Linked DNA regions of Homo sapiens: region 1 is linked to region 2. A link is a contact called in ENCODE Hi-C data. All regions are on one chromosome and are shown on one strand. Each heading gives the region's core, a stretch centred on a gene start or an enhancer-like site at or near the end of the contact. The rest is flanking DNA. Distances are from core to core; before and after follow the strand shown. Region 1 has its middle 49 kb from the start of LINC01828. Region 2 holds the start of LINC01628 (long intergenic non-protein coding RNA 1628).

Region 1 (6,235 bases), core at 2,140-4,639, 110 kb after region 2:
AATGGAGAATGTGTCAGAAATTAAAAAGAGGATGGCAGCAGATACCAAGATCTGCTGGAGCAGAAATGCATAGTCTATGATTATTAATGGACCGATTATCTAAGCTCTCTGTTTATCCTCTAGTTATATTTTTCATGTAATAGGGTAACATTTTATTAAGGTTTTACTCTGTGTCAGGCTCTGTGCTGATGTTTACTGTGTATTTAACCCACTGGGAGGGGTGCTATTGATACTGTTTTACAAATGAGGAGAATTGGGACCAAGAGATGTTAAAACCAAAACCTAAACAAACAAACAAAAATCTGTCCTGATTTACTCAGCTAGCAAGAGCAGAGCTGGGATTTAAAACCTAGACAGTGTGACTCTAACTATGTACTCCTAACCATTATGCTACACCGTCACCTTTAACCTAAGGATGGGCCTATGCCACAAAGAGGCAGACAGAGTTTAAATCAATAAAGAGAATAAAGAAATTATCTCAATTGAATGCTAGCTTTGCATTTTCAATGAGGCACAGTTTTTTCTGCCCTCCATTATCAAAATTAGGGGAATTATATCTGCTAAGATTTTATATTTTGGGGGGAAAGTTTGGAAAACCTCTAGCTGATAATTAAGGCCGTCAACTACTGCAGCCTACATTATGATTGCTCCTGGTATCTAGAAATTGCCAGAGCATTTATGAAAACATAAATCAATCAGTACTCAATAGTTATTATCCCTTTTACTGTAAATTTGACAATTAGAAAAAAGCTCTAGAGATGAAGTCTTCTCACATAATCTTTATGCATGAGTAATTCCCGGCATAGACTCTAAGAAAGATAAAGGAGGATAATAATAGAATAGAAGGATATGAGAAACTTGAAAACCCCAGTATGTAAAACTGATGAGAGAGTGAAATGCCAGAACATTTTATTCACACTTAAGCTTCTGGGGAAAAATAATCAGTGAGGATCAACTTGTCCAAGGTTATCCAATTGTCTTTCTGGCTGAGCAATTTGATATTTGACATTTTATTGTGTTTATCAAAACTCTAATACCATACTCAGAATATTCTCAATCAGCTTTGCTTCATTTTTTAGGGTTTGGGGGTTAGGAGGGCAATTTCACATTGTAGGATAAGTTACTAATAGGCATTTCTTGCTTTTTATCAAATAGTCATTTATGAGGAATTTAGTTTTGATTAAGTAGAAGGTATTAAACATTTTTCCACTAAGAACTGTTATGGCTGACACTAAAACTCTGTTGAATGACACACAAATCCTTTGCTCATTTATTTTTTCATTTTAGTATTTGAAAAGCTGAAAATACCTTGCTCAATCAAAAAAATTTTTTGCTGTCAAAAAAATACGTTTCTTCTTGCCAAAGATAGTAATAACTGTTCATTTTACCAAAAAGCCATAATGCATTCCGGTCCCCCTTTTTTTTTTTTGTCATGGAAATATAAACTTAGGAATTAAGACTGGGTTGTTTGCCTGACAGAGTTAGAATCAGAGAAAGCATAATAACACATGAAGAGTTTCGTAATGCTTTAAAAGTCTATATGGAGTTGCTGTTCCCCAGAACCTTCCAAGTGACTTAATCTCTTAACTTCCAAGTCACCTAGAAACTTTTACCTCAGACAGTTTTTAAAATTGTGCTTTCTCATCTCTTCATTGAAAGATACAAGAATAATAAACATAATTTCTTTAATCCAACTTGGCCTAGGAGTAAGATAATCTTCAATTAATCATCCAAACTGGAACACCAATTTGAGTAAAAGAGGCCATTATTAATAATTGCCACAGGTGTAAAATGCATCTATCCAATGGGTGTTGTTACCAACCTAGGAGCAATTTCCCTAGACATGAAGTGACTGGAAATGACTACAGGAATTGAAAAATCTTAAAATTCAAAATACTTTGAAAAGCAACATTGCTGTGTTCTCTGGAGGCCTGTGAGAGTACATTAAATAGCTATGGAATTTTATTTCAGGTGTTTTCTCTAGATGACCAGGTTTTAAATTCTAAGCTTACAAGGATAGTTAATTTATTTAGTTCAGCTTATTAGCACACGTTGAACCTAAAAATCTTATTATTTCTTTTTAGCAGTTCTTTTCAGTTCAAGATGCAATCATTTCTTCCCTGACTAGGTCTACAAAATACCAGCTATCTGTAAGCACGATTACTAGGTAGTTACTTTTCTAATCACTGCTACGAGTTCCCTCTGGTTCTTCTTAATGTCTCTGAGAAAACCATAAACAAACCTGCTTCTGGGTTTTTCCCCACTTTTATGCTTATGTTTGTAGAATCTACTTTTCATCCGAAGCATTATCTGGCCTCCCCACTAATTTACTGTAACATTCACTGTCTCCTGTTCTGGGTTCTTGTAACACTTAATGTCCTTGATGTTTATAAGAAGCACCATTTATTACTGTAATATTTTTGTGTATGTATATCATAATATCTCCATTAGACTGCAAGTTATTTGAAGATAAGGACCAAATCTCATGTTTATTTTCTCTTTCCTTTTCTGCTTTCCCATAACTAACACAGAATCTTGCTATGGCAGGGATAGATTGGCACGTATTTTCTAGCCTGTACTCTTCCTGTCTCTAGGCTAAACACTCCTCTGCCTGTAGCACTGAAGATCTAGGCCGTACTCATAGGTGACACAGCTGGTTGCTCAAGGCTGATTTTTACCAAGATGGAACCTAACCCATGCGGCATCAATTAGATTCTAATTTCTAAAAATAGGACCCAGGAAGGACAATTAGTTTTTGTTGACTGCTCATCCTGAGTCAATGTAAAGACAGAGATGGGGAGGTCATTTACGGTCATGTGGATAGGAGTCAACATGGCATGAGAACAAAAAAAAAAAATGAAGCCAGGCTTCCAAAAGAAACAGAAGTGAGGGGCCATGTGCCGGGAAGTTGGAGAACATAACCTAATCTCCTGTCCTTCTGGCCAAAGCCACTTCCAATCATTCTTTTCCACATATCCTAATTTTATCTTCTCCATAGCACCTATCAGAGTTTGAAATAATTTTTTTTTTTTGAGATGGAGTTTCGTTCTTGTTGCCCAGGCTGGAGTACAATGGCACGATCTTGGCTCACTGCATCCTCCACCTCCCAGGTTCAGGTGATTCTCCTGCGTCAGCCTTCCTGAGTAGCTGGGATTACAGGCATGCATCATCACACCCGGCTAATTTTTTTGTATTATTAGTTGAGATGGGGTTTCACCATGCTGGTCAAGCTGGTCTCGAACTCCTGACCTCAGGTGATTCGCCCGCCTGGGCCTCCCAAAGTGCTGGGATTACAGGTGTGAGCCACTGGGCCTGGCCTGAAATGAAATTTTTAACTTATTTGGCCATGAGTGTATTTTGTGTCTCTCCCTTCTAGAATGTACTTCATATCAGCAATGACTTTGGCGTGTTCACTGCTGCCTCTCTAGCACTTGGACCAATATGCCTAACATAGCCACACTCAATCATATATGTGGAATAAATGAAGACACGAATAAATATTTAAATGAATTCCTCTTTCTTAGAAGTTTAAGGGACTTGGAGCACAGACCATGTTGATATATTCAGAGGGAAAATCAGAACACGAGGTGTGACTTGGGACAGGGGAGTCACAGTGGAAAGTTCTTAACCAGGCTGAGGTTACACAGTGGTTTGGGGAAATAGAAGAGAAAGAAGGAACAGGGAAAAAGAGGTCCCAAAAAAGAGATTGGGAGGAAATCAGAGAATAAGCTCTCCATTTAGAGATTTTGCTGTTTGCTGCCCTTGTACGACAGCAGGTAAAGTAAGTGCCTCCAAATAGCCAGCTGCCAGGATAGCCTGAGAAAGGGGTGGGAAACAGGGGCTGGAGAGAACAGAAGACTTGGGGCCTTTTACAGCAAGTGCAAACTTTCACACCTGTCGCTATAAATCAAGAGGTTTATGGGGCGGCAATATTTACACTGTAATTAAAAAATCATAAAGCAAGCACCCTTTCAGGTTGTGGAAAACAAAACTCTCAAGTTCTACAGCAGCGGCTGTTAATCAGTTACTCCTAACGATCTGCTGCCCAGATTGGGTGCTTACTCGGCCACAAACAGCAAACAGGACAATGGGAGAAAGTGGGATTTGCACACGATAACGGCTTTCAGAGGTGGCTAGGACTTGGCCAGAAACCTTTCAGTTTACTGCATAGTCTCTATTGGAGCTTGGGAAAATATTTTCTGTGAACCTAGTTGGCAGCTTAGGTTTCCTTCTCCCCTGTTCCCATGTGGAACTGAAGTCCATTTACTAAGGTGAGTATGGTGGCAGTATTAGGCACTGTGGGTAGGGTTAGTGGCAGACACAGAATTTAACATGGGGGAATAACTTACCTATGGAAGTGGCAGACCCACCACATGCACCTGGAATTGCAGACCTGAAAACTGGGCAAGCTGAAGTTCACCTCAGTCTTTTTGGTGTCTCCTGCCCTTCTGGTAGGTCTTCTTTCCATCCAGAGGCCAGGCCCGCCAGTTGCTGTTGGGCACACAGAACAGTCCAGGCCAGTCCTTCAGGCTCCTGCCTGTTTCTGCACCCTTTACCGCCCTCTCATTCCCCTCCACCTCATTTCAACCTCAGGGGCCTTCTTTCAGCTCCTGGAAGGAATGGTGCTGTCTCACCATCAGGGCCTCATATGCTTTCTGCCCAGTATTCCCCTGCAGCGTTCCTTCTCATTTTTCAGATCACTGCCTTAGAATGGTCTGCTCTAAATTGGAGAAGCCATCCCTGTTTTTTATCCTTTCTAAATTTGTTTTTCATTGATACATAATATTTGTACAATTCATGGGGTACATGTGATATTTTGTTACACGCATAGAATGTGTGATGATCAAGTCAGGATATTTACGATATCCATTACCTCGAGTGTTTATCGTTTCTATGTGTTGGGATAATTTCAAGTCCTGTCATTGTCTTCCACAGCACTTTCCACAATCAGTGATGAGATACTCATGCTTTCACTTTCTTCTTTTTCCTCACCGTGTTGCTCAACCATGGCATGGCTCTTTCACACACCCCTGAATATACAAGGCCTTGCACAGTGTCTGGCATATAGAAGCTTAATTTACACTTGTTGAATGAATGAATGAATGAATACCAATCAATTGTGCTTCCCAATTTGGCTTTCCAAGTTTGACAACTGGGATGAAATATCCAGAAAGAATTTGTCCTTATTTTCTTTCTCTGTCACTACCTAATGTGGTTTATACAATATATAATTTTGTTTCCTTCCTTCTCTAACCCTCAAAGTGGAAATTCCCACTATTGTGGGAATTTCAACAGCTGTACGTATGAGGAGGAAGGTCACATTTTGGCAGGCATTAATTTACACCACACGGCAAATACTGTCGGACATGGTGGAAGAATTCCTGGCCTTGCTTCCAGTAGACCTGATTTTGAATATTGCCTTATATACACATTAGAGTAAATCATTGCACCTCTATGAACTTCACTTTCCTTATCATTGCAATAAATACAAAATGAGCTATCATTTAAGGAAATCTTTTGCAAATGATCAAGAAGACATAATTATTTCATCATTTTTATTCCACTGATCATAAGGTTCTCCTGCATTAGGCGGTGGTCTGGGGTTCCCTGTATACAATCTGGGGTCATGAAATTCACCTCCTTTCCTACCCTCCTTTGCCACCTGGAGTAATCTTCTCAACTTGTGCCCTCTGTGAGGACTCTCCCCTGTTTTCATCCACTGGCACTGTGCTTTTCCTTTGGCCCTGGCCATGTGATTACTTGTAGGAGGATGCTTCCAAGGCCTCTGAGAGTATCAGTAAAAGTGCTAACCCTGTCACCCTCCACTGTTCTTGTTTCTTGGGTTGTATTCATTTTATTAGCAAAATACACAGGCCTAGTGAAATGTAATAGACTTCTACCTCCAAAGATAATTAGAAGCCCATTTATTTGCCAATTCAATGAAAAGGCAACCACAAAAGGAAACCAGCTTTTATCAGCACATGCTCACAGCTCAGATCCCTGTGGTGTTGTGCTGCTCTGGCACTTGTGAAAAAAATAAATCCTGGGAAAACTAGGTTGCATTACGCTTCCTGTTAAACACAGAAAAGAAACAGCTGATGTCTGAATTTGCTAATTTCTGCTGATTCAGTTAGAGGGCAATGCACTCAGCTAACGAGGGATCTATCCAGGTATGTGAATTAAGGCTTGAAAAGAAAGTGTAGGTTGTAATCAGTGCATCCAGCACTGAGTTGGA
Region 2 (6,428 bases), core at 1,131-3,630:
TTCTATAGTATGTGCTTATGAGCCTCAGGTGGAAAAACAAGTAGTTAGCCTTTGGAAGGGCTACAGGTATATGCAACCTTCCTGACATATAAATTGTTTTAAAACGGGTTTGGTGAGACATGAATATACCATTCCAAATTCAAACCCAAACTCAAAATTTGTCTTTTCTGTTTCTTATTTTCCAGGGATTTCCAAGAATAGCCATTTCATAGTTCAGCTGTGAAATAAAATCCTCATATCACCATCCAGGGATGTTGAACCATAACTAAGGGGAGCTAGAAAATGTACAATTTGCTCTAATGGCTTCCACTATGATCTTGTGAGGTTTTTATTATTATTACTATTTTTAGTAATCATCTCGGCAATATAATCAGAGCAAAAAAGATTCTAAAGGCACAAATCAAAGAGGAATCTTAGTTTCCAGTAGGAATAGCTTCTCAGTCAGTCGCCTTTCTTCAATCTTCTGGTTTCATGAAAGAGGTGATGTCATAATTTATGATGTTAAGCTGACTAGTGAAATGTCATTGTAGAAGTGATGTTTTAATTGATGATGTTAGGCTGGTTAGCAAGAAAGTATCAAATGTCACTTTTCTGACATAAACTGGCAGTTACAATTATATAATATCAATTATTCTTTGGAAAACTGCATTAGATCAGTTAGAGCTGAACCAATTTAGTTTAAGCAGGTTCATATTTTTTTTTTCTTAGCTGCTCATCCAGTCCTAATTATTAGGTGTAAAATACACTTTGGACATAGTTTAGACTTTGATAATGTCCTCTTTGGAAAGGTAATAGGTGTCTTACATGGCCTTTGTGTTCCAAAAGAGGTACAAGCAAAGTCTGTAATGACCTTCCTGAAAGGAGGCTGCACCTTGAATTGCTTTAGCAAATCATCCTCCTCCCAAATTACAACTCTTGGAATTATTTTAATTGTTAATTGCAATTGTTAATTCCTTCACATTGTGAAGGAATAGTTTTTAAAAAGTCATAGCTTATTTTGGTTTTCTATGCATGTCAGCTGCTAAGTTAATTTAAATTTAACCATAAAATACTAAGCACACTTGCCTCTGCCCGTTCCTTTGCTTTACTAGTAAAAAGAAAAAAAAAAGAAGTGAAGAAACATTTTCTCAGATTCTTTCTCCTTTACTAGGACATCATTTTGAAAATGTGATGAGTTAGTTAGAAGGATATAGGAACTCACAACTCAAAAACTGAATGATAAAATTAATATTAATAACAAATACCATGATATCAATAGCTACTATTTGTTGCAATTGCTATATCCAGGCACTGTGCTAATCCTGTAGATGCAGTCCCTTATTTATTCCTCACAACAAATCTGTGAACTAGATATGGTTGGTATCATTTTTCATAGGAGAAAAAAGGAGGCTTACAAGTACTTTGGCATGAATCAGAAAATAAACATTTTATAAATGTTAAGTATTTTCAGGAGTATTAGTATCATTTGGTGGGAGGTAATCATGGCGAAATACATCAATGGAGGGAGTCACCTTTCTCAACCTCTGTCATCATTATACCCAAGGTGAAGCATGGCAGCTGAGTCCCAGTGTGAAGGTTCAGTGCTAGCAGAAAGAAGAGCAAGGAGAAGTTGGTGAAGCTGGGGCAAAGTGAGGATATGTGTGCGTGCAGGTGTGTATGTTTGTACATAAATTTGCATGTGCATGTTTGTGTGCATGTATGTATGCACAGGTGTGTGCAAATGTAGACTTGTATGTACACGTTTGTGCACATGTACGTACATGTGTGTGCACCTATGTTTGGGGAGTGGGAACCAGGATGGGGAGGAAGTATAGAGTAGTGCCAATACAGGAGTGATATCAGCCTCCTTGAACATATCTAGTGCAACCTGACAATCTGGTACAGATTTAAAAACAGGCCATCGCTCTAGAGGAGAGTCCAGGAGGTGCCATGTTGAGCTTGGCATTAACTGTCCAATTTCTGGATTTTGGGCTGGTCCAGCAGGGTAGACTTATGGGAGAGGGGTCAGAAGGACTAAGGCAGGAGGTAGGCTCTGAGGGGGTGGTGTATACTTACCACATGGCACAGCTGTATTTCAAAAACTGAATAGCAGATACGGTCCTACCATTCAAAGCTGAGGACATAAACTCATAGATTATTGGCCTTCTCTTGTCCCTCCCATATCTCCTATTTCCAGTTCTATCCACACTTACTCCAAAGTGAGCTGCCTTCTTTCCACTGCTATAGAAGGGATTTCCTCCAAAACATTGAGCTCATAGCTTTTTTTCAAACACTTCAATTCTAGAGGACTGCTTTCCTTCTTACAGGTATTATGCCTTTTTGTGGGTGTGTGTGTGTGTGAAAACTAGAAAAAATTCAAACCTGGGGCTGAATGAGTCCATTGGAATCACAGAGGAATGTGAAGTTTTAAGACAATATCAGACATTCTAGAACTTGGGTGAAAGGTTTTCACATTCCCTCTCAGGCTCTGTCAAGCCACATAACAAAAATAAATTGATCAATAAATGTGTCAAATGAGAAAACATCACATTCTTGTCCTTGGCAGCATTGTATGGCTTCATGATACTTCTTCATGGCAGATTATTGTATGTGCCTCGGTCCAAGTCTCTTCCCTTTGTTCTCTTCTCCTTCTCTACCTTGGTTTCACCTTGTTTTAGGAGCAAAGCCAACCTATTTCATTTGGAATCTGATGAAAAGACAGAAATGGTTCCTGGGATTTTGAACTTTCCTCTCTTACTCCAACCTACAAGAGAGGCAACTCCGGAGGACGTAGGACAAATAACAACTAACACTTGTCTAGTGCTTTGTGATTTTGCAAAGTGCTTTTATGGATAAACTCACTGTTTCTTACAACAGCTTTGTAACATCATGATTATTGTTTCCCCTGACAGAAAACAAAATGTCTCAAATAAGTTAAGCAAACAGCTTATAGGTTTTCTGAGATACCATGATGTCTCCAATGTAATGTGGGATTTTTTAACCTATCTTCACTCTGGTTATTAGGAGAAATCCTCAGCACCCATGCCAGGACTCTAAAATCCTGTAGGCTTGAACGTTTCCTTGTTTTAAATAATGACCACGACTCTCTTGCTCACTCACTCACTCCAGTTCTAATGGGGACTTGAAGTCAGTGGGTTAATGCTTTTTCCTCTTTCCCTTTTTCTATCCCAGGAAATAAATACCTTTTTGAGATATGTTTTATTGAACAAATGCTGATTGAGCATCTATTATGTGCCAAACACTGTCCTGTGGCTTGGAATATGATTGTTAGCCAAATCATGCCTTTCTAGAGTTTGCATTCTCATGGAGTGAGGCCTAAAAAAATTTTAATAATGAATTGTGGCACTAGGTGTTCTATGACAGTTCTTTTCATTAGAAACAAGTCACTAGGTTTAGCTCACAAACAAGGAGAGAGGATTACACTGGGCATGTGTACCAGTAGTTGGTGGTCTTTGGAAGCCATTTTAAAGAGATTTCTATAAAAGGATCTGAGCATGTCTCTCAGAGGCCCAAAATATCCTCCCCCAACAATAACATTCTTAATAAATAAAATCTACAAGCCAACTTCTGCCTTCATATGATGATTTTCTGTGCCTCATACCTTCAAGTTCTATCTCTTAATTTCTACTATGAAACAAGAAACTAAAGACTTGAGGTGTTACCCTTTTGAGGGTTAATTTCCTCTCCACAAGGGTTTTCCACATCTGAAAATCTTTTTATTAGATAACTCTTAAGCATCATATCTGATCTTCTAAGCCACACCTATATCCTGTGGCAGCCACTGTTGCAACCAACAGTTCTGTGTAGGCTCCAGTGAGTTTCCAGTAGGTACGGTTTTGCTTCAGGCCCAAAATGCACACCTCTTGCCTCCGGCAGGTGTGGAGTTTCTTTACTGATGTCACTGCATTGAGAACTATAGAAACTTAGTGTTCAAGAATATGCATCCTGAAAGTGAGAGTGCTTAATACCAGGTTAGAAGAAATGTTCACCAATGGGGACTGGAAGTCAATGGGTAAATGCTTCTTCATTTGACTTTTCCTGCCTCAGGAACATTTTGCAAAGCATTTCATTCTGCTTCTCAGATGAGCTCACAGGACTGAGCAACTGGTCACCCATGGTGATATACTTGCATGGGCTCTCCCTCCTCCCTTGTTTTATTCTGGTTCCCTGGAACTACATTTCCAGATAAATTACTCACACATGGCCTTTTTCTTACACTTTGCTTCTTATGGAATCTAGGTGAAAACAGCCTTTAAGGTTTAATGCTTCAAAAAAGAGTGAAATCAATGCATTTCTGATGATGAGATTCTGTGCTATATACAATACACCTAAGCTTCAGTAGTTACAATGGCATTTTATGAGGTATGTGACTTACATGATGTTGCCCATGCTTGGCACTGGAATATTCATTCTCATAGTCAGTTACCACACTGGGTTCATGCATTTCTATTATGGTAGTTAGAGGGTTTTTAAAATTTGAGCCATATAAAATGAAGATGATAATAACAACAAAAACAATGAGTAAGACTCACTCTATAATGATAATCATATGATGTTTTGTAAGTATTTATACATATGCACTTATTCTGGGCAAAGTTCTCAGGATGGACACCAGCAATGACATTTGGTACAGGCTGAAACTCAGGGGCAGAAGGGTCAGTAGGTCCTGAGTTCTCTACTCACCCTGCAGGGCTGTGCTTGGCCAGGGAAGCTACTGGATGTACCATGAAGCAATTACTCTGTTGAAGGAATCTCAATCTCTACTGCTATCCCTTTTTATAAGGCTATTGTGTGAGAATACTTAGCTTAGGACCAGTGTTTTTAAGGATGTTCTGAAAAAAATATAGATGACCAGCATCTGGAAATCTTAGGGTTTCTGGTTACTTAGGAAGTGATTTGGGTGTAGTCTCTCATGCAGTCTCAGACCCCCCTACCAAAGAAGGAGCCCATTAGTCACAGCTAGGTCATTTTAAGGGAAGCCAAGGTCATTGTCAGAGAGCTCCAAGGTCATTTATTAGAAAATCCTACCCACCTCTTTACAAAATATAACAGATACACAGTGGGCTTGGGTGATGATTTTCTACTTCCTCACAATTTAGGATTTAGTGATAACCTTTAGCCAGTGTGGTCAAGAGAACATTCCTGAACTGCTTCTCATTCTTTATTTGCCAAATTTGGCTCCTATCCCACATCATTTACAACTCTTGGTTGGGCAAGGTATGCTTCTGGTTTCAAAGGCTTTATTATTGAGTGTTATTCTTCCTTAGGCCCTTCACAAGAGCAGAGTCATCAAGTTGAGTCCTCATCAAATGGTTTTCATGGAAATCTTTGCCTGCATCCGTCATCCTCTGTGGACTGCTAGCTGTGGCTGGCTCTAGGAGGTTGCTGTACCTCTCTAGCTCTTAAAGCCATCCTGCAATGTCTGCCTTCTCCATTGCTGGATTAATAGGTTATCCTATGGACTTTGAAATAGGCTTGCTTGGTGGGTATTGGAGCCATGCAGGAAAAAAAGGACATTAAAACATTTCTTTTACAAAAAAATTTTTTTTGCTTGCATTTGGAATCGAAAATAAGTTTTTTCAATTCCAAAATTGAAAACTTTTTGTACTATGACAAGGTACTCTCTATGAATAACACCATTAAATTCCCTGTCAGCTACCCTGGCATAAGAGGAGATCCAAGGTGTTACCATTTCATTTCATTGCTTTGTAGGTTTCACTAGGTAACAAGATAAACATGTCATGTTAGGGCAGCGATATTGTGGGCACCTGAGAGATCTTCTCAGTTCCTTTGGTAGGAAAGCTTCTAAAATGGCCCCAGTGATCTCTGCCTCCTGGCATCTCTGTCCTTCTATAGACTCCTTCCCTTGTATTTGGTCTGAAGCTAGTGACTCGCTTCTAATGCAGAAGTGATGGTGACTTCCATCTGGAAGGCACCCTCTCTTTTCTCTTCATTTTGCTTTCTTTGATGAAGCAGGCTCCCATATTAGAGCACGTGACATCATATGGCAAAGACTTGAAGGAGGTCTCCAACCAACACCCAGCAAGGAAAGAAACCCCCAGCCCAACAGCCACGAGGAACTGAATCCTGCTGACAACTGAGACAGTCAGCTAGAAAGCACATCTTTTCTGTTAAAGATGAGAGGACCACAGGCCTGGCTGACAAGTTGATTGCCTCCTGAGAGAGACCCTAAAGCTGAAGACCCAGCTCATCCAGCCCAGATTCCTTATCCACAGCTAAATAAATAGTTTTGGGGTACTTCATTACACTGCAATCGGTAACGAATGCAGTCCGGCTCCAATTACAGGGGTTAGGAAGCTGTCTCTCTTTTGTGAGGCATTGCAACAGCATCCTCTGGTCATAATGCCCAGGAAATGTCTGTAATCTATGATCTCCTTTGAATGCAGGCAGCCATTTTCCACTCCTGG

The links. A loop is a pair of places that touch in the nucleus more often than their neighbours do.
Region 1: a map of Calu3 shows a loop between it and region 2 (2.2-fold over the local background). The contact joins the enhancer-like site here to the promoter of LINC01628 in region 2. A Hi-C loop is called at or near these places in 1 of 168 maps with a recorded cell type or tissue (Calu3).

Annotation. Positions count from the first base shown.
Region 1 is chr2:67,033,907-67,040,141 of GRCh38, forward strand. No RefSeq gene overlaps it. Among named protein-coding and RNA genes, the nearest start is that of LINC01828, 49 kb to the right of the region's middle. Within about 2 kb of position 3,390, at least 3 of the 41 ENCODE cell types and tissues checked have a DNase peak (open chromatin) inside an H3K27ac peak, as active enhancers do.
Region 2 is chr2:66,920,110-66,926,537 of GRCh38, forward strand. It overlaps LINC01628 (long intergenic non-protein coding RNA 1628), which reads right to left and starts at 2,381. Exons shown (of 3, transcript NR_110600.1): 1 at 2,193-2,381; 2 at 2,056-2,113; 3 at 1,401-1,583. All of the region lies in intron 1 of LINC01799 (long intergenic non-protein coding RNA 1799), which reads left to right.